4 separate regions of the Homo sapiens genome follow, and regions 1, 2 and 3 are each linked to region 4. Evidence: chromatin contacts called from ENCODE Hi-C or POLR2A ChIA-PET data. All regions are on one chromosome and are shown on one strand. The core of a region is the stretch at or near the end of the contact, and the rest is flanking DNA. Distances in the headings are between cores, read along the strand shown.

Region 1 (6,813 bases), core at 3,166-5,665, 620 kb after region 4:
AAGCGTGTTCCAGGAAGAGGTGATAGCAAGTGCCAAGGTCCTGAGGCAGGACCAAGCTAGGCTTCCTCCTGCGCCAAGGCTGCCCTCCTCTGAAGTCAGGGGGGCACAAGGCTGGGGAGGACACAGTGCCCCAGAGTAGGCTGGGCAAAGCAGCCTTGCTCAAGGGCAAGGCTGGGGGAAAGCAGACTGCTATAAAAGCCCGTCCTATCTCCACCCGCAGGGCATCCGAGGAGGCTTTCGTGAAGGAATCCAAGGAGGAGACCCCAGGCACAGAGTGGGAGAAGGTGGCCCAGCTATGTGACTTCAACCCCAAGAGCAGCAAGCAGTGCAAAGATGTGTCCCGCCTGCGCTCGGTGCTCATGTCCCTGAAGCAGACGCCACTGTCCCGCTAGGTGCCTGCTAGGTGCATGGCCACAGAGCATGGGCTGGGCCTGGGCACAGGAGGAGCAGCTGCTTTGGTCGGGGTGGAGACTCGCAGCAGCTGCTACCCACAGCCTATTCCACTCCTCCCCATCTCCAGGCGCTGGGAGGGGGGCCCTCACCCCATCACGCCTCGCTCCCTCCTGGCCCTCTGGTCCAGCCCCTCACGCCTCCTCTCAGTCTACTCAATTGTGACTGTCCCTCCTGATGTATTTTTTTTCTTGGCTTAAAGGGTGTGTTGTTGACTCTTTTTACACTTATTTATTATCATTCTCACTTCTCTGGAAGCCACAACTGGTGTCAGGGCTCGGTTTGTGCTTAGAACTTTCCCAGCTTCATGACCTTGAGAGAAGGGAGAATGTTCCCCCATTTCCCAGCCAAGTGGGAGCCCCAAGCTCTCCATGTCTGTTGCCTCCACCTCCAGGAGGAAAGACAGCCTCTCGCAGAATGCTTTTGTAACCTCGATCCTTTAACAAGTCTGTGAGGTAAATTCTGTTATTCTCACCATATAACCAAGGACACCAAGGTTCCCAGAGGGGAAGTGGCTTGTAGTGGGAGGGAAAAGCGAGACCAGAGGTTCCTGGTGGTAGCTTCCTCCTAAGCCTGGGTAAGAGCCCTGAAGACCCATGAGACTCCCCTCCTTAGGGTTGGCTGGGACCTTCTGGATGTGGAGGGTCCACTGCCCTGTGTATTTCGCTTCCTCCTTCAACTGGGCTCATCTTGGATTTTGGATAAACAACCAGTGATCACACCTTCTTCCCCTTCAGCAGAGTTTGCAAACAGGACGTTCATGACCTGCATGATGTTTAAAAAGATTTGAGTAATTGCCAGTAAATATTAGCTTCCTAGGGCTTCTGTAAGAAGGTACATGAACTAGCTGGCTTAGAACAGAAATTTATTGTCTCATAGTTCTTGAGGCCAGAAATCTGAAATCAAGCTGTGGCAGAGCCATGCTCCCTCTGAAGGAGCTGGGGAAGGGTCTGTTCCACCTGCTTCTGGCTTCTGGTAGCCTCAGGCATCCCTTAGCTGGCAGACGCATCACCCCAATCCTGCCCCCATCAGGTGGCTGTTTGCACATTGCCTTCTAGGTATGTCTGTCTTTGTGGCCAAATCTTCGTTTTCTGTTTTTTTTCTCAAACAGGGTCTCGCTTTATCACTGAGGCTGGAGTGCAGTGGTGCAATCTCAGCTCACTGCAGCCTCAACTTCCTTGGGTCAGGCAATCCTTCCACCTCAGCCTCTCAGGTAGCTGGGACTACAGGCACGTGCCACCACATTTGGCTAATCTTTGTATTTTTAGTAGAGACGGGGCTTTGCCATGTCACCCAGGCTGGGCAAACTCCTGGGCTCAAGCAATTTATCCACTTTGGCCTCCCAAAGTGCTGGGATTACAGGGATGAACCATAGCACCCAGCCTAAGGTCAAATTCTAAGGCACTAGAAGGACTTCAACATTTTTGGAGGGGGACACCATGACACCAACACTTACAAACAGTGGTCATCACTCCATGTCCTTGTCTTGTATCTGGATGCCAAGGGTCACCACAGTGCACTGCTCTACATCTATCATCTCTGCCTCAAAGCTGAGAGAACATGGTGGAGGCAAGCAACTTAGCTGGCCCTAGTACAGCCCTCCACTGAGATCTAGACTGTTGGGGGGTTCAAGAAGGGGTGTGTCTTCACTCCCTTTTTCCTTCTGCCAGCTTGAAGCTGGTGTTGAAAACAGTACAATCACTCGGGAAGAGCGCAGGTCCTCAAATCCAACATTTGAGGAGCGCTGACCACAGACCAGGAATACTTGTTTGAAACTACATGAAGGAGGAACTAACAGGTCACCTCTCTTCTAGAGTGTGCTCAGGTCCTCAGCCTCCTCTTCCAGAACCCTCAAACACTATGTACACAAATCTCTGGAGAGCTTCGGGACTGTGTTCTTCCCACTGTACCAGACTGCTTCTCTGAGCCTGTTTCCTCTTCTATACTGTGTCAAGAACCAGATGGTCTAGGCTGGGCGTGGTGGCTCACGTCTGTAATCCCAGCACTTTGGGAGGCCGAGGTTGGGGGATTACCTGAGGTCAGGAGTTCAAGACCAGCCTGGCCAACATGGTGAAACCATGTTGTTTTAGTATTCTACTAAAAATACGAAATACAAAAATTAGCCGGGCGTGGTGGCACACACCTGTAATCCCAGCTACTCGGGAGGCTGAGGCAGGAAAATTGCTTGAGCCCGGGAGGCGGAGGTTGCAGTGAGCCGAGATTCTGCCACTGCACTCCAGCCTGGCTGACACAGTGAGACTCGTCTCAAAAAAAGAACTAGATGGTCTAGATCAGTGGAGCCCCATAGACTCTAGGGAGGTGGGAGCAGGGTGAGGAGGTTATGCGGAGTGGAGGGCAGAACCCTCTGCCTCTGACCCGACTATGGGAGGCCTCATCTGAAGGAAGGTTGTCCTACTGAAAGTCTGAAAAACTGCTGGCTAGACCAGTATTTTTCAAATGGCATTACTCTAGGCCCACTGAACTAGAATCTCAAGGAGTGACCTTGAGATTCTTTTTTTTTTTTTTTTTTTTTGAGATGGAGTTTTGCTCTTGTTGCCCAGGCTGAAGTGCAATGGCGCGATCTCAGCTCACCACAACCTCCGCCTCCCGGGTTCAAGTGATTCTCCTGCCTCAGCCTCGCGAGTAGCTGGGATTACAGGCACGCAACACCACGCCCAGCTAATTTTGTATTTTTAGTAGAGATGGGGTTTCTCCATGTTGGTCAGGCTGGTCTTGAACTCTTGACCTCAGGTGATCCGCTCGCTTCGGCCTCCCAGAGTGCTGGGATTACAGGTGTGAGCCACTGCGCCTGGCCAAATCTCTGCTTTCAAAGTGCCCTGGGTGGCTGTTACTAGGAAAGTTCGGGAATCACTAGACTACACGATTTCTAAGCACCACTCCAAAGTCCGTTTCCTCCAAAATCAAAGACCAAAAACCATGGGGATGATACTGAATTAAATACAAGTGGATTTTTAGAGTTTATTAAGCAGGGGAGTGGAGGGGAGATGTGGCACAAATAGAAGTATGTAACATTCAAACAACAGCATCTAGGATTTTTGAAAAAACTTTCGGTTACAGTTACACAAAGGGTCACTTCCTCCCCAGCGACACATGGGCCTCTCAAAGGAGAGGAGGGAGTAAGTCCCACGGTAGGGCCAGTGGTTGCTCCCTGGGTTTTGGAATCATTTCTGCGGAGCTTTCAAGGCCAGACCCTGGGCTTAGGGTCGAGACTTCATAGCAGTGACAGCCAGACCCAGCAAGATGGCTGCGACCGTGAAACCCTGGGCGGCGATCCGGGTGCGCATCATGAGCTGAGAGCGCTGGCTGTTGCCCCGGTGGAAGGAGTAGAGGCCGTAGGTGAGGGCGGCCGCCGTGGCCAGGCAACCTGAGGAGGGGACAAAGCAACTGGGAAACAGCAGGTCGGGCCCCGCAGGTCATTCCCCGCTTTGGGTCTCGCTTCCCCAAAGCCAAGATCTCTGGATCACAGCGGAGGGAGGGCGGCGAGGGTAGGTCGAGTCGAGGTCTTCCTAGTTACAGAGTCCTCCCAATCTTAGGCCCCAAATCCCGCCCCCTAAACCCGCTGCTCCCGCTCCAATCAGTTTCGCCCCTCACCGCCCCGCCCCCTCGTCTCTTCTCTAGTCCGCTCTCCTTCCGCTCCCCGCTAGCGCTCTGGTCCTTCTCTACTTCCTTCCCTCCGACATCACTGTCCTCTCCTTGTGCAGTTCCTACCGCACCCACTTACCTATGGGTACCACCGGGTTCTCGCGGGTCTTGCGAACGAACTTTTCCTTGAAACTCTCTGGATTCCTGTAAACAGTGGGGCTCAGCCCCTCAATGACTGGAGGCTTCGATGGTTCAAAGGGGACCTCCGGAATCACAGGGCCGGGAGTCGCCATGTCCGGGCCACAGCAGCAGGAGAAAATCGGGACTCCGACCTCAGCCTCCCGGTGAAGGTCATGAAAGGGGCGGGGAAACGAATAAATTGAGCCTTGTACGCAGGCGCAAATGCTCGTTGCATCCTGGGAGTCGTAGTGCTCAGCACGGTAGTGCTACAAAAGGACTACATTTCCCCAAATGCCCGCAAAGCCTTGTGCACGCCTTCCGGAAGGAGTTTGTTACACGAGGTCTGAGAGACAGAGGCAGCGTGTTTGAGCTGCTGGTGCGGTGGTCAGCGCGATGCCCAAGGCCAAGGGCAAAACCCGGAGGCAGAAGTTTGGTTACAGTGTCAACCGAAAGCGTCTGAACCGGAATGCTCGACGGAAGGCAGCGCCGCGGATCGAATGGTGAGGGGGCTGGGGTTCCGGGTGGCCGTGGGCCTCGGCCGGGACGGTCCGCGAGATGACGGATCCGCGATGTCTCTCTTTGCCGGTAGCTCCCACATCCGACATGCCTGGGACCACGCTAAATCGGTACGGCAGAACCTGGCCGAGATGGGGTTGGCTGTGGACCCCAACAGGGCGGTGCCCCTCCGTAAGAGAAAGGTACTGACATGGCAGGGTCTCGGTCCTTGTCTTCTTTACTCTTCCCCCGCCATACTGACCTAGGTGTCAGAACGTGGTACTGCCCATTCCTTCCCTCAGGCCCTTCCGAGTTTTCGACCTCCCCACAGTCAGAACGCTCAACTGACGTTGAGCAAGGGTCTCTTTACGACCTTCGTCACACTCCCTCCCCAGCACACATTCCCCATACCCCCTCTACTCAGTCTTTTTTCTCTGAAATTAACCCATTAGCATCTCAACGGTATTTTCCTTAATTTATCTTTTTCTACCCTTAACTTTCCTAATTAGTACTCCCTAAGAGTTGGAGATCTTTACTTACACCTTTTCTTTGTTATTCAATCATCCTTGGTCTGAGGCTTCCCTAGGCTTCCCTGACTGCAGTCTCCTTCCCGGGTTCAAGCTATATCCCACCTCAGCGTCCCAAATAGCTGGGATTATAAGCGTGTGCCACCATACCCGGCTGATTTTTGTGGTTTTAGTAGAGGCAGGGTTTCGCTATGTTGGCCAGGCTGGGCCTCAAGTGATCCGCCTGGCCCCCTGGAGGCTTCAACAACTATTAAAAGAATCCAGGTTCCCAAAAGAAAAGCAAGCAATTCATCTTTCTCTGCCTGCCTATCTATAAAATGGGTATAACACTCCTTGCCTTAGGGACTATCTAACTGTGTGGCTGTAGCCTCACATTTATTCAAGAAATGGTAGTGCCATTTTCCTCTGGCATGAAAGAATAAAAAGAAACTTGCCTAAGGCAATGGAACAAATTCATTCGCGAAGCCCATTCATTAGGTTAACTACTTATTGAGAACATGTCACATCCTAAGCACCCTGGGGATTTAATAGAGAACAAAACACAAAGTCCTTGTCACCAAGATTGTGTTGGGGGTAAAAGGCACAGACGGATTACTTGAGGCCAGGAGTTTGAGACCGGCCTGGCCAACATGGCAAAACCCCATCTCTACTAAAAACACAAAATTTAGCTGGGCATGGTGGCGCATGATTGTAATCCCAGCTACTTGAGAGGCTGAGGCAGGAGATCACTTGAACCCGGGGGGAGGTTGCAGTCAACCAAGATTGTGCCACTGCATTTGAACCTGGGCAACAGAATGAGACTCTGTCTCAAAAAGAAAAAGAAAAAAAAAAAGAGAGAGAGAGAGAAAAAGCCTCCAGGGCATTAGTTCTCATTGTTACCTACTTCTACCTAACCGTGGGCAGGGATTCTTATGGGTTAGTAGTTGTGTTGGGATAAGCAGGAGTCTATAACTTTCCCTCATCAAAGATCCTTCTGGTCTCAAGGGCTCTGTTCTCTGCAGGTGAAGGCCATGGAGGTGGACATAGAGGAGAGGCCTAAAGAGCTTGTACGGAAGCCCTATGTGCTGAATGGTGGGTGTGGTCCATATATTCCTTTAGGTCACTGTCCTGCACTGTGGGAAGCTGGGAAGGGCCCTAAGATGTCCTCATTTTGCAGATGGAGAAACCAAGTTTCAGAGGGGAGAAGTGAGCTGGTTCAAAGTTCACAGAGTTAGGACTGTGTCCTGGCTGGCTCATTTTTCATTGTACTGACTAAACCCTGACCTTACTGTGTGAACTAAGGTCAGAGATGTTTAGGGAGGATGTACCCAGGTGCCTGGGAGAATAGAAGAGAAACCAGTAAATCTCTGGCATGGGTATGGCTTCTCATGAATTTAAGGATGAACTGATTTTTAGGGATTCCACCATCTCAATAAATGTTCCAATGACAAAATCGATTTTATGTATATTAAGGCTATAGAGAGTGAACGCTAAAACGGAGGAGAGTAAACCCTACAGGAAAGTGGGAATACTCTAGAATTCTTCATTCATCCTTCCCCTTACCTGTCAGGGAGTTTAA
Region 2 (6,278 bases), core at 1-2,500, 590 kb before region 4:
GAGAGTCTGACATTAGGGTGGCAAGTGACTGACTGCTCTTGGGAAGGGCTTTCCTTTATAGCTTATGCCCTTTCAACTTTTTTGGTGTGAGTTGTTTTTTGGGGGGTTCTTTTTTGTTTTTGTTTTTGAGACAGAGTCTCACTCTGTCGTCCTGGCTGGAGTGCAGTGATGCTATCTCAGCTCACTGCAGCCTCAGCTTCCCAGGTTCAAGCAATTATCGTGCCTTAGCCTCCCAAGTATCTGGTATTAGAGGTGTGCGCCACCACACCCGGCTCATTTTTTTTTTTTTTTTTTTTTGTATTTTTACTAGAGACGGGGTTTGCCAGACGGAGGTTGCCCAGGCCGGTCCTGAACTCCCGGCCTCAAGTGATCCACCCGCCTCGGCATCCCAAAGTGCTGGGATTACAGGCAAGAGCCACCACACCCCGCCATGAGTTTTTTAACGAAAAGTGACAGAAGGTGAGAGCTGAAGGGTTTTGCCGTTCGTTTTAATATCCTTACTTGGGAAGATTAAAAGCTGCTCATTTTGTGGGGAAAGTATCATGTTCTGTGAAATCTTAAAGTCTAGATGACTTTAAGAGTTGACAAAACTCTTTGATTTTTATCACCACAATTAATCCGCCCATTTCACAGACCGGGCGGGGTCTGCAAGTCAGCAGGATATTCCCACAACATCAACTGTCTCTCCCACTTTAGCAGATGCAGGAACTAGAAGAGGAAGTACCGGAGCCCGCCTAGCTGAGAGGCTGGCGGAGAGGAGGGGGGCGGTTGGCTCACCTTGTCCTCTGGGTCCTTCACCTCCACAAACATGCCAAGCCCCGGGGTGGCCGGCTGGTACTCCTCCCGCTGCTTGTCATACAGCTGCGTCCGGTAGTTTCCTTGAGGGAAGCAGGGCGAGCCCAGGTCAGAGGAGCGCGAGGTGGCATGGGTTCCGCGACCGCCTGGGCACGGCGAGGCCGTCTCCTCCCGGCTCTAGAGAGCTGACTGTCTCGCATCCCCCGCCCCAAGACCACGGTCACGTTCCAAACTCGCCCCTTCCTCCCCGCCCCCGCACCTATGACCATGGTCTCGTCCGGGATCTCCTCAATAAAGCACTTCTTCTCCGTCTCTCCGATGTGAAAGTAGAGCGCGCTTCCGCGCGTCGCCAGCCACAGCACCAGCAGGAGGGTCCGCATCACTCTACCCAGCCCGGTTCCGGGCCGGGGCCGGACGAGCAGCACGCCCAGCTCCACAGCCATCTTGCTCCACCTGCCTGCGCAGCCGCAGCCGGCCGCGCCACGTCGCCCTGCCGCCGCCGCGGTGCCTGCCGGGACCGCGAGTTCCGCCGGGTGGACCACAAATCCCGAGATGTCCCGCGGCCCTGGCGCGGCAGTACCTGATTGGGGCGCGGCTTTTACCTGAGAGAGAGCGGGTGCCCTAGAATAAAAACTTATTTCCGTTGACTCTCTTCATGGCCTGGCAACTGACGATGGTTACCAGCTTTTCATAGATGAAACTGAGGTCGTTTGTTTGAGGTTGCGGAGCGAATTGCGAACAGAGACAGGATTCGAACCTAGGATCCCTGACTTTCCTTGGCACAGCATCTACCAGTCTTGATTTGCTTCTACCTTTAAAAATGAATTTAAAGAGAACGACCAAATAATGCACAAATGTATTATCAAAAAAGATTAAAAGAAATAAAAGGCAAGGTCTCCCATTACCACTTCTTTGTCCTCATACCCTGTCCACTCCTAAATCGGGTGTTACCCTCTCAAGCATTTCTCCGATCACACACACACACAAACACACACACAGCCTCTGCTGCCAGATCCCAACTGCAATGGCTCGTTACTAGCAATTCTACAGAAATAGAAAGGATCATAAGAGAGTACTATGAGCAAATATAAGCCAACAAATTGGATAACGTAGATGAAATGGACAAATTCATAGAAATGCAAAACTGACTCAGAATAGATAATATAATCTGAATAAACCTATAACTAGTGAGGAGATTGAATCAGTAATTTAAAAAAAATCATCCTTACTTAATATAGTTAAGATGTCAATACTATCCAAAGCAATCTACAGATTTAATGCAATTCCTGTCAAAATCCCAATGACATTTTTTGTAGAAACAGAGAAACTCATTCTACAATTCATATACTCTCAAGGGATTTCGATTAGCCAAAACAATCCTGAAAAATAAGAATAAAGCTGAAGAACTCACACTTCCTGATTTCAAAACTTACTTCCAAGCTTCAGTCATCAAGACAGTGTGGTACTGGCATATAGACAGACATATAGACCAATGGAATACAATAGAGAGCCCCAAGATATGCCCTCCCATATATGGTCAAATAATTTTTAACAAGGAGACCAAGCCCATTCAATGCGGGGAGGAGGGACAGTCTTTCTAACAAATGGTGCTGGGAAAACTGGATATCCACATGCAAAAAAGTGAAGGTGGTTCCTTCTCTAACACCATAGATAAAAATTCACCCAAAAAGACCCACAACTTTTAAAATCCCAAAGCATAAAACTCATAGAAAACATATGGCAAAGGGTTTACCACATCGGATTTGGCAACAGACTTCCTGGATATGACACTAAAGGCACAGGCAACAAAAGAAAAAATAGACAAATTGGACTTTATGAAAATTAAAACATTTTGTGCATCAAAAGACTCTGTAGCAGAGTAAAGAGGCAACCCACAGAATGGAAGAAAATATTTGCAAATCATATATCTGACAAAGGATTAATATCCAGAATATGCAGAGACTCCTAAAACTCAGCAACAAAATAAGAACAATCTCATTCAAAAACCACAACAAAGGGCTTGAATAGACATTTCTCCAGTGATCAACAAGTGGCCAGTGAGCACATGAAAAGATACTCAACATCACTAATCATTAGAGAAACACAAATCACAATGAGATAAAGAACAATGAGATACTACGTCATATACCCATTAAGATGGCCACTAGAAAAAAAAAAAGGAAAAGAAAGAAACTACAAGCATTGGCAAGGATGTGGGGAAATTGAACCCTTGTGCACTGTTGGTGGGAATGTAAAATGGTACAGACACTGTGGAAAACCGTATAATGATTCCTCAAAAAAGTGAAAATAGGCTGGGCATGGTGGCTTACGCCTATAATTCCAGCGCTTTGGGAGGCAGAAGCAGGAGGATTGCTTGAGCCCAGGAGTTCGAGACCAGTCGGGGCAACATGACGAAACCCCATCTCTACAAAAAATACAAAAATTAACTGGATCTGGTGGCATGCGCCTGTAGTCCCAGCTACTCAGGAGGCTGAGGCAAGAGGATTGCTTGAGCCTGGGAGGTCAAGGCTACAGTGAGCTGTGATCATGCCACTGCACTCCAGCCTGGGTGACAAAGCAAGACACTGTCTCAAAATAAATAAATAAAAATAGAATTACCATATGATTCAGCAAGTCCATATCTAGAGATATCCTCAAAATAATTAAAAGTAGGGTCTCAAAGAGATATTTGTACACATATGTTCACAGCAGCATTATTCACAAGCAAAAAAAAAAATGGAAGCAACCCAGTTCTTCATCAGTAGATGAATAGATAAGCAAAATATGGTACATCCACACAATGGAAATCCTTTCAGCCTTAGAAAGGATGGGAATTCTGACACATGCTACAACATAGATGAATCTTGAAGAAACATTACGCTAAGTGGACTAAGCCAGACATAAAATGATAAATACTGGGTAATTCCATGTATATGAGGTACTAGAGTCGTCAAAATCACAGAGACAGAAAGCAGAATGGTGGTTGCCAGGGACTGGAGGACAGGGAGAGTGAAGTTATTGTTTAATAGGTATAGAGTTTCAGTTTTCCAAGATAAAAAGAGTTCTGTAGATGGATGGTGGTGAGAGTTCTATGGCAATATAATGTACTTAATCCCACTGAAGTGTACAGTTAAAAACAGTCAACTTTGGCCGGGCACGGTGGCTCACGCTTGTAATCCCAGCACTTTGGGAGACCGAGGCGGGAGGATCACAAGGTCAGGAGATCGAGACCTGCCTCACCAACATGGAGAAACCCTGTTTCTACTAAAAATACAAAATTAGCCTGTGTGGTGGCACATGCCTGTAATCCCAGCTCCTCGGGAGGCTGAGGCAGGAGAATTACTTGAACCTGGGAAGCAGAGGTTTGGTGAGCTGAGAAGGCACCTTTGCATTCTAGCCTGGGCAACAAGAGTGAAACTCCATCTCAAAAAAAAAAACAAAAGTGTGGTAGAATGCTCCAGTGTAATCATCTGGGCCTTGAAATTTCCTTTTGGGGAGTGTTTTAATTATGAATTAAATTTCCTTAATAGCTATAGGGCTATTCAAAGTATCTATTTCATACTAGTAAGTTGTGATAGTGTGTGCTTTTTGAGTAATTGATCTATTTTGCCTAAATTGTTACATTTATGTATGTAGAGGTTCAGTCAGGATGGTGGGGAAAATTATACAATAAAACACAAAACTTGGAAGGCCAAAAGGTTTTTGCTTAGCTTCAGATAGTTTGGCTGAAAGCGGCCTAATCCTCTTTGAGCCATAGCAAGGGTAAGTAACATAGGAATGTAGAGGAGTCTATCTAAATAGCTTGTTTACTCATGTGGTTCTAAAAGTAACCTTTAATCATTCGCGGGCAGGATGGCGCTCTGGGGGAGGCAGGGGAAGGCGACCAGGTTGATTACCCTCTAATGGTGTTTACTTGAGACTTTTGCTGTGTTTAATGTGTGCTAAGTAAATGACGAGAAGGCCAGCGAGTAGGAGGCGGGGAGTCGGGGCCACGTTGCAAATGTACAGCACTCTCCTGGGAGTCTGTAGGGGGCCTGGACAATCGGCCTGACTGACAAGCAGAATATCTGTGTCAGTGTACATTATTCATCTGTCGTTGAGTTGAGGTCTGCAGCACACACCCCCACATATGTATGTAAAGTTGTCCGTGGAATTATTCTCTTATGATCCTTCTGATGTGGGCAGGGTCTGTACTGATGTCACCCGTTTCATTACTGATACTGGTGATTTATGTCTTCTTTTTTCTGTATCAGTCTTGTAAGAGGTTTGTCAATTTTATCAGTCTTTTCAAAGAATCAGCTTTTTGTGTCATTGATTTTCTCTGTTGCTTTTCTGTTTTTAATTTCATTGGTTTCTGCTTGTTATTTTTTCCTCTTCTGCTTGCTTTGGATTTAGTTTGTTCTTCTTATTCTAGTGACTTGAAGTAGAAGTTTGTGGGGTTTTTTTGTTGTTTTGTTTTGTTTTGATTTTTGAGACAAGGTCTCACTCTGTCACCCAGGATGGAGTACAGTAGCAACATCTCGGCTCATCGCAGCCTCCACCTCCCAGGTTCAAGCGATTCTCCTGCCTCACCCTCCCAAGTAGCTGGGATTACAGGCATGTGTCACCATGCTCTGCTAATTTTTGTATTTTTAGTAGAGATGGGGTTTCACCATGTTGCCCAGGCTGGTCTCGAACCCCTGACCTCAGGTGATCTGCCCTCTTCAGCCTCCCAAAGTGCTGAGATTATAGGCATGAGCCACTGCACCCGGCCAGAAGTAGTTTAGATTATTGATTTGAGACTCCTCTTTTAGTTAGGATTTTGGTTGTACCTAGCCAGAGGAATGGAGAAAAGTATGTCTATATCATCTTCTCAGAAGCAGAAGTCCTAAACTATCAGGTATGTTTTAAAGAACAAAATTATTACAAATAAAATTAAATCCTTATTCCCTCCATCCCTTTCCAGATGCAGCTACTTTAATAACTTTGATTTATATCTATTCCACTAATAAGATATTTTAAAAATAGGCCGGGTGTGGTGGCTCACACCTGTAATCCCAGCACTTTGGAAGGCTGAAGCAGGAGAGCTGCTTGAGCTCAGGAGTTCACGACCAGACTGGGCAACATGGTGAAATCCTGTCTCTACAAAAAAATACAAAAATTAGCCGGGTGTTGTGGCTCGCACCTGTAGTCCCAACTACTTAGCCAGGCGTGGTGGCACATTCCTGTAGTCCCAGCTACTTAGGAGGCTGAAGTGGGAGGATTGCTTGAGCCCAGGAGGTCAAGGCTGCAGTGAGCTGTGATTGTGCCACTGTACTCTAGCCTGGGTGACAGTGAGACCTGTCTCAATAAATAAATAAATAAAAATTAAAAGAAAGAAATTATGGACCAGGTGCAGTGGCTCACGCCTGTAATCCCCACACTTTGGGAGGCCAAGGTAGATGGATCACCTGAAGTCAGGAGTTCGAGACCAGCCTGGCCAACATGGTAAAGCCCCGTTTCTA
Region 3 (6,299 bases), core at 3,800-6,299, 550 kb before region 4:
GCAGGGTCCTCTGCCTAGGAAAAGCAGAGACGCTTGTTCACATGTTTATCTGCTGACCTTCCCTCCACTATTGTCCTATGACCCTGCCAAATCCCCCTCTGTGAGAAACACCCAAGAATGATCAATAAAAAAAAAAAAAAAAGAAAGAAAGAAAGAATAAAGAATTTCAAGGAAGCGACAGCAGAGCACTGAGCCAGGCACACAGCCCTTCTGGGCGTGGAGCCCTATGTGGTGGCACAGGTTATGTATCTATGAAGCCAATCCTGCTCTCACATGTTAACATGTACAAAATACATGTTTAAACAGTTGTATGTGATACAATTTCACTATATTGTGCATTGTATACTTGTTTTAAATATATTTTATTTTCATTTTTTTAAGGGATTTTTATTTTTTTAAGGCGTCTCGCTTTGTCACTCAGGCTAGAGTGCAGTAGCATCTTTTTACCTCACTGGAGCCTCGAACTCTTGGGCTCAAGGGATCCTCATGCCTCAGCCTCCCTAGTAGCTAGGACTACAGATGAGTGCCATCACGCCCAGCTAAATTTTTAATTTTTTGTAGAGATGGAGGGTCTCACTATGTTGATTGGGCTGGTCTCAAACTCCTGGCCTCAAGTGATCCTTCTAGCTTGGCTTCCCAAAGTGCTGAGAGTACAGGCGTGAGCCACTGCACCCAGACTTTATTTATTTCTTACAGATACAGGGTCTTGCTTTATCACCCAGACTGGACTGCAGTGGCAGTGATCACAGCTCACTACAGCTTTGAATTCCTGGGCTCAAGCAAGCCTCCCAGCTCAGCCTCCTAAGTAGCTGGGACTACAGGCACATACCACCATGCCAGCTTTTTTTTCCTTTCTTTCTTTTTTGGAGAGACAGGGTCTTGCTTTGTTGCCCAGGCTAGTCTCAAACTCCTGGCTTTAAGTGGTCCTCCCACAGTGTTGGAGGTACAGGCATGAGCCACTGCGCCCAGCCTGTACTGGGCTTTAAATATATTTTCTTCCAGTTCTCAGAGCAGCATAATAAGCTAATTTAATGCATGAGAAATGTTTGTCATGACTGCTCATCAGCACTGAATGGATACAAAATGTGATACTTCCATACAATGGAATACTACTCTGCAGTATAAAGGAATGAGCTATCTAAACACGCTACAATATGGATGAATCAAAATAATTATGCTGCAGGAAAGATGCCTGGCAAAGCAGAATACATACTGTATGAAAATGCAAAATATTCTGTAGAAACAGAAGGCAGATCAGTGCTGCCTGGGGAGAGAGGAAGAAGTAGGAGGGAAGGATTATCCTCTGGGGGAACCATACAGTGGAATTCTCCCCAATGGCGCGTGAGTAAAAGTGATGTATATTCATTTCTGGGTACAGCTCATAGAAATGTCCCATGCAACCCTCACTTTTTTGCCTTTCCCATCCTCTGGATGAATGAAGAGGACTTTGAGAGCCGAGGTGAAGACAGAGCCACAAGATCCAAGGAGACTGGATCCCTGAGTGACTGCAAAGTCCCCTTCAACAGGCATTGGCCTGCGACACGAGGTAGACGAGATCTAAGGTGTTAAAACTCTTGCTATGTGAGGTTGGTTTGTTACAGCAGCTAACCAGCCCTAATACATAGTCCAAAGTAATCATCCTGCTAGAAGAGAGTCAGGTGTGCCCCTCAGAGTAAGGTTCCACACGGACCTCTGGCTGGTTCCTGCAAATTGGACTCAGCACTGAGAGTAGATAGGTCAGCCAGCCTCAGGGAGGAGACAGTCCAAATTGCTGAGCCAGTTTTCTCATGCAGCCATTGAATAAGTTCTTAAATAGCTGGGAAGAGACAGTCTGACAGCCACAGAAGGGGCCATACTGCCCATCGGACTTTTAAGAGGTTCTTTTGATGAACGTTCATCTGGGACACAAATAGCCTTATGTTCTGAAGCCATTCTGGACAATCTTTCCACATCTGTCATCCTCAGAACTTCCTGTCACTAAGCCTGCAGTCTTTTTTTCCCTCAAGTCCCTCAACAACAGAGTAAATCATGATCCAATGGCCAGGAATTGATGTGTCTTTATTTCAGGGTCTTTGCGTGGATTTCCCTTTTCTGTGCCCTTGGGCCCTGTCTGAGGAAGACTAGAACACTCTAGCAATTTGCTTCTGGCTGGAGCCAGCACACCATGCAGAGCCATCTGCAAACTGGACTTTGGATTTTTCTTCCTTAGTCAACTCATCATTAAACCGTTCATGAAACCACTGATCCAGGTTGAAGGATGGAATGGAGAAGAGGGTGGCAGCAGAGGAATGTAAGTAACTTGCTCTGGCAACCTACTTGTGCTTTAGGACTTGCATGGACCCAACCCACACATGTCACTTCCTCTCGATGACAGGGTGTTGCTGAGCACCCCTGATTTTATGGCTGAGTAGATCAGATAACACTCAGTTCAGGTCACGTGGTCACCTAGTAGGCCAGGATCAGGCATCCAATTTCACCAGACCCCTGAAGCAAGCCAGGAGCTATTTCTAAAATGGAATATAACTATTTGCTGAAGGAAAGCATAAGTTTGCTCCAAAATCCAATGCTTGAGTATTAAGACCAAAGCCAGAACTATTTACTCTGCAGCCTGGTCCACTAAGAAAAGTTTCTCTTTTTGTATGATCCTGCCTTAAAGTTGGCAGCTTTCAAGTGACCCAGTAACTGGTCAAAATAACGTACCTAAGTACAGGCCGGGCGCGGTGGCTCATGCCTGTAATCCCAACACTTTGGGAGGCTGAGGCCGGAGGTTCAGGAGGTCAGGAGTTCGAGACAAGCCTGACCAACATGGTGAAACCCTGTCTCTACTAAAAATACAAAAATTAGCTGAGCATGGTGGTGCGCGCCTGTAACCCCAGCTACTCCGGAGGCCAGCAGGAGAATCACTCAAACCCGGGAGGCAGAGGTTGCAGTGAGCAGAGATCCCGCTACTGCACTCCAGCCTGGGTGGCAGAGATTCCATCTCAAAATAATAATAATAATAATAATAATAATAATAATAATAATAATAATAATAATGTATCGAAATACATCTATGTTACCTACCAAGTCTAAAGAAGCCCCAGCCCAAGTATTGCACCTCTTCCCTAGTAGGGAGTGTGATCTACAGCAGCTTTCCCTTCACTTTGTACGAAATATCTCAACATATCCCAGACTCCTAGATGGCTTACTGCGAGGCCCCTATATATTTGTGAGATTTATTATCCATCCTCTGGCACACACATCATGCCTTACCAAATCATCCAGGATATCTGCTATTCCCTTTTCTTAAGGTCCATCAAGATGATGTCATCAGTGCCTCAGCAGATTAGCCTGATATCCATTAGAATGGAGATTTAGTAAAAAAAATCCCTGTAAACTGGCAGGGTGCAGTGGCTCCGCCTGTAATCCTAGCACTTTGGGAGGCCGAGGCAGGTGCATCACCTGAGGTCAAGAATTCGAGACCAGCCTGGGCAATACGGGGAAACCCCGTCTCTACTAAAAATACAAAAAAATTAGGGGGCGTGGTAGCATGTGCCTCTAATCCCAGCTAATCTGGAGGCTGAGGCACGAGAATCCCTTGAACCCAGGAGGCGGAGGTTGCAGTGAGCTGAAATTGCGCCACTGCACTCCAGCCTGGGAGATAGAGTGAGACTCTGTCATTAAAAAAAAAAAAAAAAAAAATCCCTGTAAACTAAGTGGCTGGGTCCAGAGTGTGACATACCCTGAAGCAAGACAGTGAGGGTTTACCGCTGCCCCTGCCAGATCAATGCAAGGGATTCCTGGTGTTTGGTACAGAAGAATAACCATTGACCAGACCTCTTGTTGCCTATTAGAGACCAACAACTGTGCTGATCTGTCCCAAGAAGGACCGCATCTGGAAGAATGCCTGCAGTTGGGGTTCTTACCAGAATAAGTAAGTTTATCATAATGCTCTGTTGTTCTTCAAGGCCGTCTCTCTTCTGTTCTGGGCAAACTGAAGAGGTAATGGTGATGTGATGGGACTCACCCTGCGTCTTTCAAATCTTTGATAGTGGCATTAATCCCTGGGTGAGATAAGGTACTATTTTTGATTTATTTTCTTGGTAGTTAAGGAGAGCTCCAGGGCCTTCCATGTAGCTCTTCCTTTCAAAATAGCCCTTGCCCCATGGGTTAGGAAGCCAGTGTCAGGATTCCGCCCCTGTTGATACCAATAGCAACTCTGCATATAACCACAATTTCAGAGTACATAGCCCAGGCATGAGACAGACTTCACTCAAAACTTTTTTTTTTTAATCTGTGCCATGTACATGTATTATACAGTATATTCACAAAAAGAGGGGGGAAATTCCATTTTTAACAATTAAATACATAATTATTAAGTTTTAAAAATTCTCCTTTGTGTACCACTCCAAAATCCTCTCCTGCACATACTATTTTTTTGGAAACACCTAGTCGTCTCATCGTTATCACACCGGTTGTAACTATGTACCTACGTGTCTACCTTCCCCATCAGACTCGGGAACAAGGAGTCGGGTTTGAGTCCCACTGTCCCAAGCACAGAACGCTGGACTCCCAGTAGACCATATGTTGCAAATAAAGACCTTCGTCCCTTTCAACTCAGGCCGTCCACGAGCCCAGGAGTTCCAACAAAATGATGTACAGCAACCTTTTCCAGGCCTTTATGTTGCCTCAATATTTCTCACCTGCAAAATGGGAATGATCCGTACCTGCCTCGCTGTGCTGTCGGAAGGAGTCAGACGATGGGTGTGAAAGTATTGTAACACTATAGAAATTAATTCACTCATCCATTTAACAGGCAATTATTAAGTGCTAGGGTGGTGCAGCGCGATTACCACCGCATTACACGCGTTCCTCCAGCAGGTTGCATCCTTCCCGTCCCGCGTAGGGGGGGAAGGGCGTCTCCCCACCAAGTTTTTCTCCCAGCGAACTCCGGGTGGTGACCTTATTCAAAATGGCGCAGGCGGCCTCGGGGGCTAGTGCGGCGGCGCGGACTCCGCGTGCCCTCTGACCTGTTGGCAGCAGGCGGAGGGGGGGAACCGGGCGCCGCCATATTGGCTGTTGTCCTGTGAGGGGAGCGGTAGCGGCGGCGGCGGCGGCGGCGGCGGCGGCGGCGGCGGCGGCGTGTGGAGCGAGGGAGCGGCGCGAGCGGCGGCATGACGCGGAGGCGGAGCAGGCCGAGCGGCGGTGCGGGCAGGCGCGAGCGGGCTCGGGCCGCGGGGCCGCAGAAGCCCCAGGCGCCCGAGCCCCCGCCGCCGCCAAGCCTGGAGGCGGGAGCGGGTGCAGGCCCTCCGGAGGCGCCGGCGGAGCCCGACCACGACGGCCCCAGGGAGGATGACGAACCCAACCTGGTGCCCGGCCCGCAGGTAGGAGCGAGCGGGGAGACTTCGGCGGCTCGGGCGCTTTCACCTTCCCCGAGCGGGAGCGGGAGTGGGGCGGGGTTGGGGATGGGCCATCCTGCCGCGGCTGGGGTAGCAGCCTTCCCCCGGGTCCGGCGCCGAAGCTTTCTCCCCCGGGGCGGGAATGGAGGCTGGACCCCTCTCCCCAAAGCCGAGGCTCGGTCCGCGCTCCTGCGACTAGGCTGAAGCTGCTCCCCTCTCCCCGCCGCCTCCGGGCGTTCCGGCCGTACACCCACACTGGGACTGGGACTGGGACTGGGCTGTGATCCCGAGGCCGCAGCTCCGCTCTCGGCCCGCCACCTCCCCCGGGCCCACCTGCTCCCTCAGCCACAGGCCATCTCGGGGCTCTGGGACTGGACGACTGCAGCCTCTTCCCTCTGCCCCCGGGAACGGCTCCACTCCGTCCCCTGCAGCGCCTGCAGCCGCGGCCCCCTCAGCAGCTGTGTCTCCTGGCGCCTCCTCGCCATACCCAGCAGAGCAGTTGGAGCAGACAGCCAGGCTGCCCGGAGGAGTTTTTGGTGGGGTTTCTGCACTGAGGTGGAAACCCAGCAGAACCTGCCCTTCTTCCCTCCCCTGCTCCGCAAGGCAGCCCACCCCGACCTTGAGATCCCAGGTTTGGAGAATCCTGCTGAGAGCGAACAGTAGGAGGATTCCCCAAAGCTTCCAGCTTGCCACCTGGAAGAAGGTCACTTTCTTTTGAGCAAAGGAGATAACGGGAGGTACCCTGCCAAAGTTCACTGAGAGGCGGGGGTGACATGGGCCACGGTTGCTCTGGGAGGGTTGTGGCACTCGGGGCTGGGTGGCTCTCCCTAAGCTTGCTCTGACAAAAGAGTTTTGAGTTGGTCTTTTGGCTGAGCCTGCCCAGGAAGGCAGGCTCCTGCAGGAGTCTTGGAGGGTCGGATG
Region 4 (6,750 bases), core at 3,587-6,086:
TTATTATTATTATTATTATTATTACTTTTTTAAAGACAAGGTCTCACTCTATTGCCTAGGCTGGAGTACAGTGGCTCAATCATAGCTCACTGCAGCCTGGAACTCCTGGGGTCAAGGGATCCTCCCATCTTAGCCTCCTGAGTAGCTGGGATTATAGGTGCACACCACCATAGCCAGCTAAATTTTAAATGTTTTTATAGAGATGTAGTCTCACTATGTTGCCCAGGCTGGAGTATAGTGGCTATTCACAGGCATGATTATAGTGTACTACATCCTTGAACTCCTGGGCTCAAGTAATCCTCTCACCTCAGTCTCCTGAGTAGCTGGGACTACTGGTATGTATCACTGTGCCCAGCTTATAGTTTATTCATTTTTAATTACACAGTAGTGGTTCTTTTTTTCTTTTCTTCTTTTTTTTTTTGTGACAGGGTCTTGCTTTGTCACCCAGGCTGGAGTGCAGTGGAACAACCTTGGTGGCTCACTGCAACCTCTGCCTCCCGGGCTCAAGCTATCCTCCCACCTCAGCCTCCCGAGTAGCTGGGACTACAGGTGCAAGCCCAAGTCCAGCTAATTTTTGTATTTTTTGTAGAGATGGGGTTTTGCCATATTGCCCAGGCTGGTCTCGAACTCCTGAGCTCAAGTGATCTCCCCACCTTTGCCTCCCAAAGTACAGGGATAACAGGCATAAGTCACCACACTTGGCCCAGTAGTGGTTCTTAAAATAAAATCAGAGCATTACAGATATATTAAGGTTTCTTTTGTCCACTCCCAATTTTGTACCTCCAGCCCCCTTTTGAAAAGCATCCTCTGGCCGGACCCGGTTGCTCACTTTGGGAGGCCGAGGCAGGCGGCTTACCTGAGGTCAGGAGTTCAAGACCAGCTTGGCCAACATGGTGAAACCCAATCTCTACTAAAAATACAAAAAATTAGCCAGGTGCAGTGGCACACGCCTGTAATCCCAGCTACTCAGGAGGCTGAGGCAGGAGAATCGCTTGAACCCAGGAGGCAGATCATGCCATTGCACTCCAGCCTGGGCAACAGAGTGAGATTTTGTCTCAAAAAAAAAAAGTATCCTCTATTATGTGTTTATTATATATCCCTGTATCTTCCTAGGCCTATGGGAATACTTTTAGATATATTTACTACCTTCAAAAACATGTGGTATTATTTGCATAAGAATATGTGTGTTTACGTAAATGGCATCACAATGAGCATATCATTCATCTTTCTTTACTCTGTGCTAGGCATTGTTCTAATTTTGACGACACAGCAATACACAAAATAAAGTTTCTATTCTCATGGACCTTACATTATCCTGCCACTTGGTTCTTAAAATTAATATCATGTATTGAGGTCTATGCGTGATGATACATGTAGATCTGTTTCATTTCTTTTTTCTGAGACAGGGTCTCACTCTGTCACTCAGTTTAGAGTGCAGTGGTGCGATCATAGCTCACTGCAACCTGGAACTCCTGGGCTCAACAGATCCTTCTGCCTCGGCCTCTCGAGTAGCTGGGACTACAGACACACACCACCACATGCGGCTACTTGTTTGCTTATTTTTTTTTTCTGGCCACACGGCATCTGTATAATTTTTTATTTTTAAATTTAATTTAATTTTTTGAGACGGAGTCTCACTCTGTCACCCAGGTTGGAGTTCAAGCAATTCTCCTGCCTCAGCCTCTCGAGTAGCTGGGACTTACTGGCGCGTGCCACCACGCCCAGCTAATTTTTGTATTTTTAGTAGAGACGGGGTTTCGCCATGTTGACCAGACTGGTCTCGAACTCCTGACCTCAAGTGATCCACCCGCCTCGGCCTCCCAAAATGCTGGGATTATAGGTGTGAGTCACCGTGCTAGGCCTGTTTTTATTTTTAGTAGAGACAAAGTCTCACTGTGTTGCCCAGGCTGATCTTGAACTCCTGGGCTCAAGTGATCCACCCACCTCAGCCTCCCAAAGTGTGTTTCATTTATTTTATTTAGTTTTTCATTTCTTAATTGTTGTATGTTATTCTATGAATATACTATATAATACATCATTCTCTTATGATGGACATTTAGTTTTATATCAATTAGGATGTTGTCTACTTCAGGTAACAGAAAAACATGACTCATAATGGTGTAAATATTAAGGAAACTTATTATTTCACATCATAGAAAACCCAGAAGTTGAACGGTTGCCAGGTATATATGATTAGGGTCCTAACTCTGCTATTTTCTGTTTTTTTTTTCCTCTCTTCTAAGCTCTGAAATAATTATATGTTTTTATATAACAAATTACCCCAAAACTTAGCGGCTTAAAACATAGGCCAGGTGCAGTGGCTTATGCCTGTAATCCCAGCACTTTGGGAGGCTGAGGCGGAAGGATCACTTGTGCCCAGGAGTTTGAGACCAGCCTGGGCACATAATGAGACTCCGTCTCCACAAAAAAACAACGAAAAAATAGCTAGCCACAGTGGCATGCACCTGTAGTCCCAGCTACTTGGGAAGCTAAGGTGGGAGGATAGCTTGAGCTCAGGAGTTTGAAGCTGCAGTGAGCCCTGATGACACCACTGCACTCCAGTACGGGTGACAGAGTGAGACCTTTAAAAAAAAAAAAACACCAAAAAACCATAAACATAGTTTTCATAGGTCACGAGTTGGGACACAGCTTAGACAGGTCTTTGGCTTAAGGTCTCTCCTAAGATGTGATCAAGCTGTTGCCCTGTGAGTCTTTCCATATGGCTATTTCTCACAGTATAGCATTTGGCCTGAGTGAGCAAATTGAGAACTTGAGATAGTACCCAAGAAGGAAGCCATAGAGTTTTTATCACCCACTCTTGGAAATGACATGCCATCATTTCTGCCTTATTCTATTGTTTAGAAGTGAGTTATTAAGCATAGCCCACACACAAGAAGAGAGATTACACAAGAGTGTGGTTGCCAGCCTGTGGGATCTAGGGCCATCTTACAGGCTGCCTGCCATAGGCTGTCTGTCCTCAGGTTTGCAGAATGGCTGCCACCACCAATGCATCAATAGTCTTCCCTGAAGTAAGATGCCCTAAAAGGATCTTTTTGGCCCTGCACTGAAACCTTTTCTGATCTCCCCACTCCTCAATTCAATTCAATCAACATTTTTTGAGTGTTTGCTTTAGGACAGGCCCATTGCTACTTGTGAGGATTACATGGATCATGTCTTCATAGAGCTCACAAGTCTTATAGAAGAGATATAGACTCATAGAGCAAAGAATTGTAGTATACTGTGGGAGATCGAATGTCCCAGCAGCTGAGGAAGGATGCAGGAGAAATGAACTGAGGTTCAAGGAAGCAGTGGAAGAAATGGTTCAGGTGGGTTTTGGAGGATCAGTTGGAGGTAGGTGGCATGGGGGAGATAGGGCAAAGGCATTCCAGAATGTAAATGTTACAGAAAAGTATTAAGAATAATGTGCCTGTAGTTCCACGTTCGATTACCCTACTGTTAACATTTTCTTACGTTTATTTTTAGGTCTCTCTCTCTCTTTTTTTTTTTTTTGAGACAGAGTCTCACTCTGTCACCCAGGCTGGAGTGCAGTGGTGTGATCTCGGCTCACTGCAACCTCTGCCTCCCAGGTTCAAGCGATTTTCCTGCCTCAGCCTCCCGAATAGCTGGGATTACTGGCATGTACCACCACGCCAAGCTAATTTTTGTATTTTTAGTGGAGATGGGGTTTCACCATGTTGGTCAGGCTAGTCTCTAACTCCTGACCTCAAGTGATCTGCCTACCTTGGCCCCCCAAAGTGCTGGGATTACAGGCGTGATCCACCACGCCTGGCCAGGTCTTTCTTTTTAATAGAAATCATGACAGATCTATCTGAAGTCCTGTTTGCTTCTCCCCACATTTTCCGCTACTCCTTCTTTCACCCCTTTACCATTACCATGGTATCCATCTAGTTCATCTTATATACTTTTACACACATAGATTTTCTGTAAACAGTATATACTGTTCTAATTTACCTATTTTTAAATTTATATAAATCATTTCACAGTGTACATATTTGTTGGCATGTCGCTATTTCAATAACTTAAGTAGTTGTGACCTAGCAAATGTTGACACATATAGGATTCCTTTGTTTTATTTGTTGTAGTATATCACTGTAGGGACATTTGGTGTTTTATTTATGCGAGACTTATTGGACATTTCTGCTGTTCACATTTTCCGCCAGGAAGCTGGCCTCCTTGAACATGTCTTGTGCACACCTGTAGGAGTGTCTGTATTTTTCTTTTCTTTCTTTCCCTTTTTTTTTTTTTTTTTTTTTGAGACGGAGTCTCGCTCTGTTGCCCAGGCTGGAGTGCAGTGGCAGTGACCTGGGCTCACTGCATCCTCCGCCTCCCGGATTCAAGCGATTCTCCTGCCTCAGGCTCCTGAGTAGCTGTTATTACACGCACGCGCCACCACGCCTGGCTAATTTTTGTATTTTAGTACAGAAGGGGTTTCTCTATGTTGACCAGGCTGGTCTCGAACTCCCGACCTCAGGTAATCCGCCCGCCTCTGCCTCCCAAAGCGCTGGGATTACAGGCGTGAGCCATCGCACCCGGCATTTCCGTATTTTTCTAGACGTGAAATTGCTGGGTCATAAAATGGACATTTTAAATTTCATCACACGGAATTGTCCTCAAAAGTGGCCGTTCTATACATTTTGCCCCACAGCTATCTCTGAGTCTGTTGTTACTCCTTGCTTTCCCCCAAAGCGCAAGCAACTGAGACCGCGCAAGGTGCGAGCCGGCTCACGGGCGGTCAGCGCCTCCCGCGCAGTTGGTACGTCCCGGATGGCTCCCCCGCGGCGGGGGTTGGTTAAGTCTCCGCGCGCTGCGCCTGCGCCCGCCCCGAGAGCGTGTCTCTGGCATCGGACGCGCGCGCCCCTCCCCCTCCCCCCGCGCTCCCAACGTGTGGCGGCTCGCGACCCCCGGCAACCCGGAGAAGGTCTACAGAGCGGCCTGCGCCAGCGAGTGAGTACCCGCCGCCTGCGCACAGCTCCGCCCACCCCTCCCTGCCTCCTTTTCTTCCTCAGCGGGTCCGCGGCCCGCTACTCTCCGGGAGGGGCGCTTCCCGACGCCAAGGTAGGCCTCTCCCGACGCCGGGGCGGCCCTTCCTGATGCCGGGGTGTGTCTCTCGCGACGCGGGGGTGGGCTCCGGACGCCGGGGCTGGCCTTGCCGAAGTCGGGGGTGGGTCCCTCCGGACGCCGAAGTGGGCTCGGGATGCGGGGCTGGGACCCTCCCGATTCCGGGGCGGATTCCGGACGCCGGGACCGGCCATTACTGGTGCCGGGTTGGGCTTCTCCAGATGCCGGGGCTGGGTCCTTCCCAAGGTTGAGGTGGGTTCGGGACGCGGGTTGGGTCTCCCCTGACGCCACGCAGGGCCCCTCGGAACGCCAGGTTGGGCTTTGCACCTTCGGTTGCCGGGCGGGTCCCTTTCACACCTGGGGGGCGGCCTGCATCCTCCCGGGCGTCGGGCGAGCGCCGAGCTCCCTCAGCCGTGGTCCGCGCCGCCTCACGCCTCGGGGCGCCAGGCCCGCGCTCCTTCCCGTGCCGGGTTGCTGTTTTGTTGTGTGATCCTCGTTTTCTCTAATTATTTGCCCCGAAAATAACCCCCAGCGCACTCCTTGGAGATCCCTATCGTCCTAGACGATTTCGCCCCCGCAGGGCCGGCGCGTTTCCAGGTGCTTAGGCAGCGCCGCAGGCTTCTCGAGCGCCACAGCCGGCGGGCTGGTGCCCTGCCGCTCAGTTAACGGGGCGCGAGTCCCGGGCAGTAGTGGAGCTGGATTTGAATCCCAGCAGCTGGACTCCAGTGTTCTTTCATTTAATCACTACATCGCACCGAGATATAGAAATGACACCCGGAAAAAGTGAAAAGTTTATGCTTCTGTCTTTATTGTTTTCCTGTCAAGGGAGGCAGTGCCTTGTAGTCGAATGAAAGTGTGTTTTTGGAATCAGATACATTCAGCTTCAACTCTCAGCCCTTTACCAGCTTATCCGCTGTTTGCGTTAAGTTTCCTCATGTGGAACATCGTGATATGAATACCTACGACGCAGAGTTGTTGTGATACTAGATACTAAAGTGTTTGGATTGTATTGTTACACACTTGTCCTAAACTGAGGCTGAATATAAACTGAAAAAATGGAAAATGAAGTATCAGGGATGTATGCGTGTGTAGGTATGCATTTACCTTTTTACAAAAATTACGGAAATAAGTTCATTGTATTTAGTTATTAGAGCGCTTGGTCGACGGGCCTGGTGGCTCACTCCTATACTCCCAGCACTTTGAGAGGCCGAGGCAGAAAAATCACTTGAGTCCAGGAGTATCAAGACCCGCCTGGGCAACATAGGAGACCCTGTCTCTACAAAAAATAAAAAAAATTATTAGAGTGTGGTGGCGCCTGCCTATAGTCTCAGCTACTCAGGTGGCTGAGGCAGGAGGATCCCGTGAGCCCAGGAAGTGGAGGCTGCAGGTGAGCTATGATCGTGCCACTGCCCTTCAGCATGGGCAAGAGAGTGAGACCCTGTCTCTTAAAACCCTCAAAATTAAAAAAAAAAAATTAGCTGGGCGTGGTGGCGCGTGCCTGTGGTTCCCAGCTTCTCGGGAAACTGAGGTAGGAGGATTGCTTGACCTTTGGACCAGGTCGAGGCTGATTGCCCTACTGCACTCCAGCCTGGGTGACAGAGCAAGACCTTGTCTCCAAATAAAGAAAGTGCTAGGTACCTATTTAGGGGTAAAAGTCAATCATTTATAAAG

Evidence for each region. Hi-C counts contacts between places; a loop is a spot of excess contacts on that map. ChIA-PET counts read pairs that join two places held with the same protein, here RNA polymerase II (POLR2A). Pooled maps may share reads with other maps.
Region 1: a loop to region 4 is called in a map of B cell, with 9 times the contacts of the local background. The contact joins the promoter of HIGD2A here to the promoter of UIMC1 in region 4. A Hi-C loop is called at or near these places in 5 of 168 maps with a recorded cell type or tissue (B cell, CD8-positive, alpha-beta T cell, ascending aorta and 1 more), 6 of 37 single-sample maps with no recorded cell type and 16 of 50 pooled maps. POLR2A ChIA-PET finds 5 or more read pairs at or near these places in 2 of 52 experiments (BJ and WTC11).
Region 2: a loop to region 4 is called in a map with no recorded cell type, with 11 times the contacts of the local background. The contact joins the promoter of TMED9 here to the promoter of UIMC1 in region 4. A Hi-C loop is called at or near these places in 2 of 37 single-sample maps with no recorded cell type and 10 of 50 pooled maps. POLR2A ChIA-PET finds 5 or more read pairs at or near these places in 1 of 52 experiments (OCI-LY7).
Region 3: a pooled map shows a loop between it and region 4 (9-fold over the local background). The contact joins the promoter of FAM193B here to the promoter of UIMC1 in region 4. A Hi-C loop is called at or near these places in 6 of 50 pooled maps. POLR2A ChIA-PET finds 5 or more read pairs at or near these places in 2 of 52 experiments (GM10248 and endothelial cell of umbilical vein).

Annotation. Positions count from the first base shown.
Region 1 is chr5:176,386,353-176,393,165 of GRCh38, reverse strand. HIGD2A (HIG1 hypoxia inducible domain family member 2A) reads right to left here and starts at 4,415. Exons shown (of 2, transcript NM_138820.4): 1 at 4,193-4,415; 2 at 3,405-3,835. The coding sequence starts at 4,346. The coding sequence ends at 3,669. It overlaps NOP16 (NOP16 nucleolar protein), which reads left to right and starts at 4,568. Exons shown (of 5, transcript NM_016391.8): 1 at 4,568-4,733; 2 at 4,823-4,931; 3 at 6,257-6,326. The coding sequence starts at 4,627. It overlaps CLTB (clathrin light chain B), which reads left to right. Exons shown (of 6, transcript NM_007097.5): 6 at 221-665. The coding sequence ends at 392. It also overlaps a transcript of ARL10 not described here. RefSeq lists enhancers at 3,213-3,896, 3,718-3,937, 4,138-4,457, 3,730-4,929, 4,581-5,264.
Region 2 is chr5:177,587,175-177,593,452 of GRCh38, reverse strand. TMED9 (transmembrane p24 trafficking protein 9) reads right to left here and starts at 1,250. Exons shown (of 5, transcript NM_017510.6): 1 at 1,055-1,250; 2 at 778-878. The coding sequence starts at 1,238. RefSeq lists an enhancer at 1-45.
Region 3 is chr5:177,553,313-177,559,611 of GRCh38, reverse strand. It overlaps FAM193B (family with sequence similarity 193 member B), which reads left to right and starts at 5,049. Exons shown (of 9, transcript NM_001190946.3): 1 at 5,049-5,363. The coding sequence starts at 5,154. It overlaps FAM193B-DT (FAM193B divergent transcript), which reads right to left and starts at 4,984. Exons shown (of 3, transcript XR_941274.3): 1 at 4,683-4,984. RefSeq lists a cis regulatory region at 2,182-2,628, enhancers at 4,791-4,940, 4,961-5,120, 4,847-5,350 and silencers at 5,231-5,440, 5,771-5,880.
Region 4 is chr5:177,004,865-177,011,614 of GRCh38, reverse strand. It overlaps UIMC1 (ubiquitin interaction motif containing 1), which reads left to right and starts at 4,836. Exons shown (of 15, transcript NM_001199298.2): 1 at 4,836-4,965. RefSeq lists silencers at 4,711-4,810, 4,821-5,210, 5,581-5,630.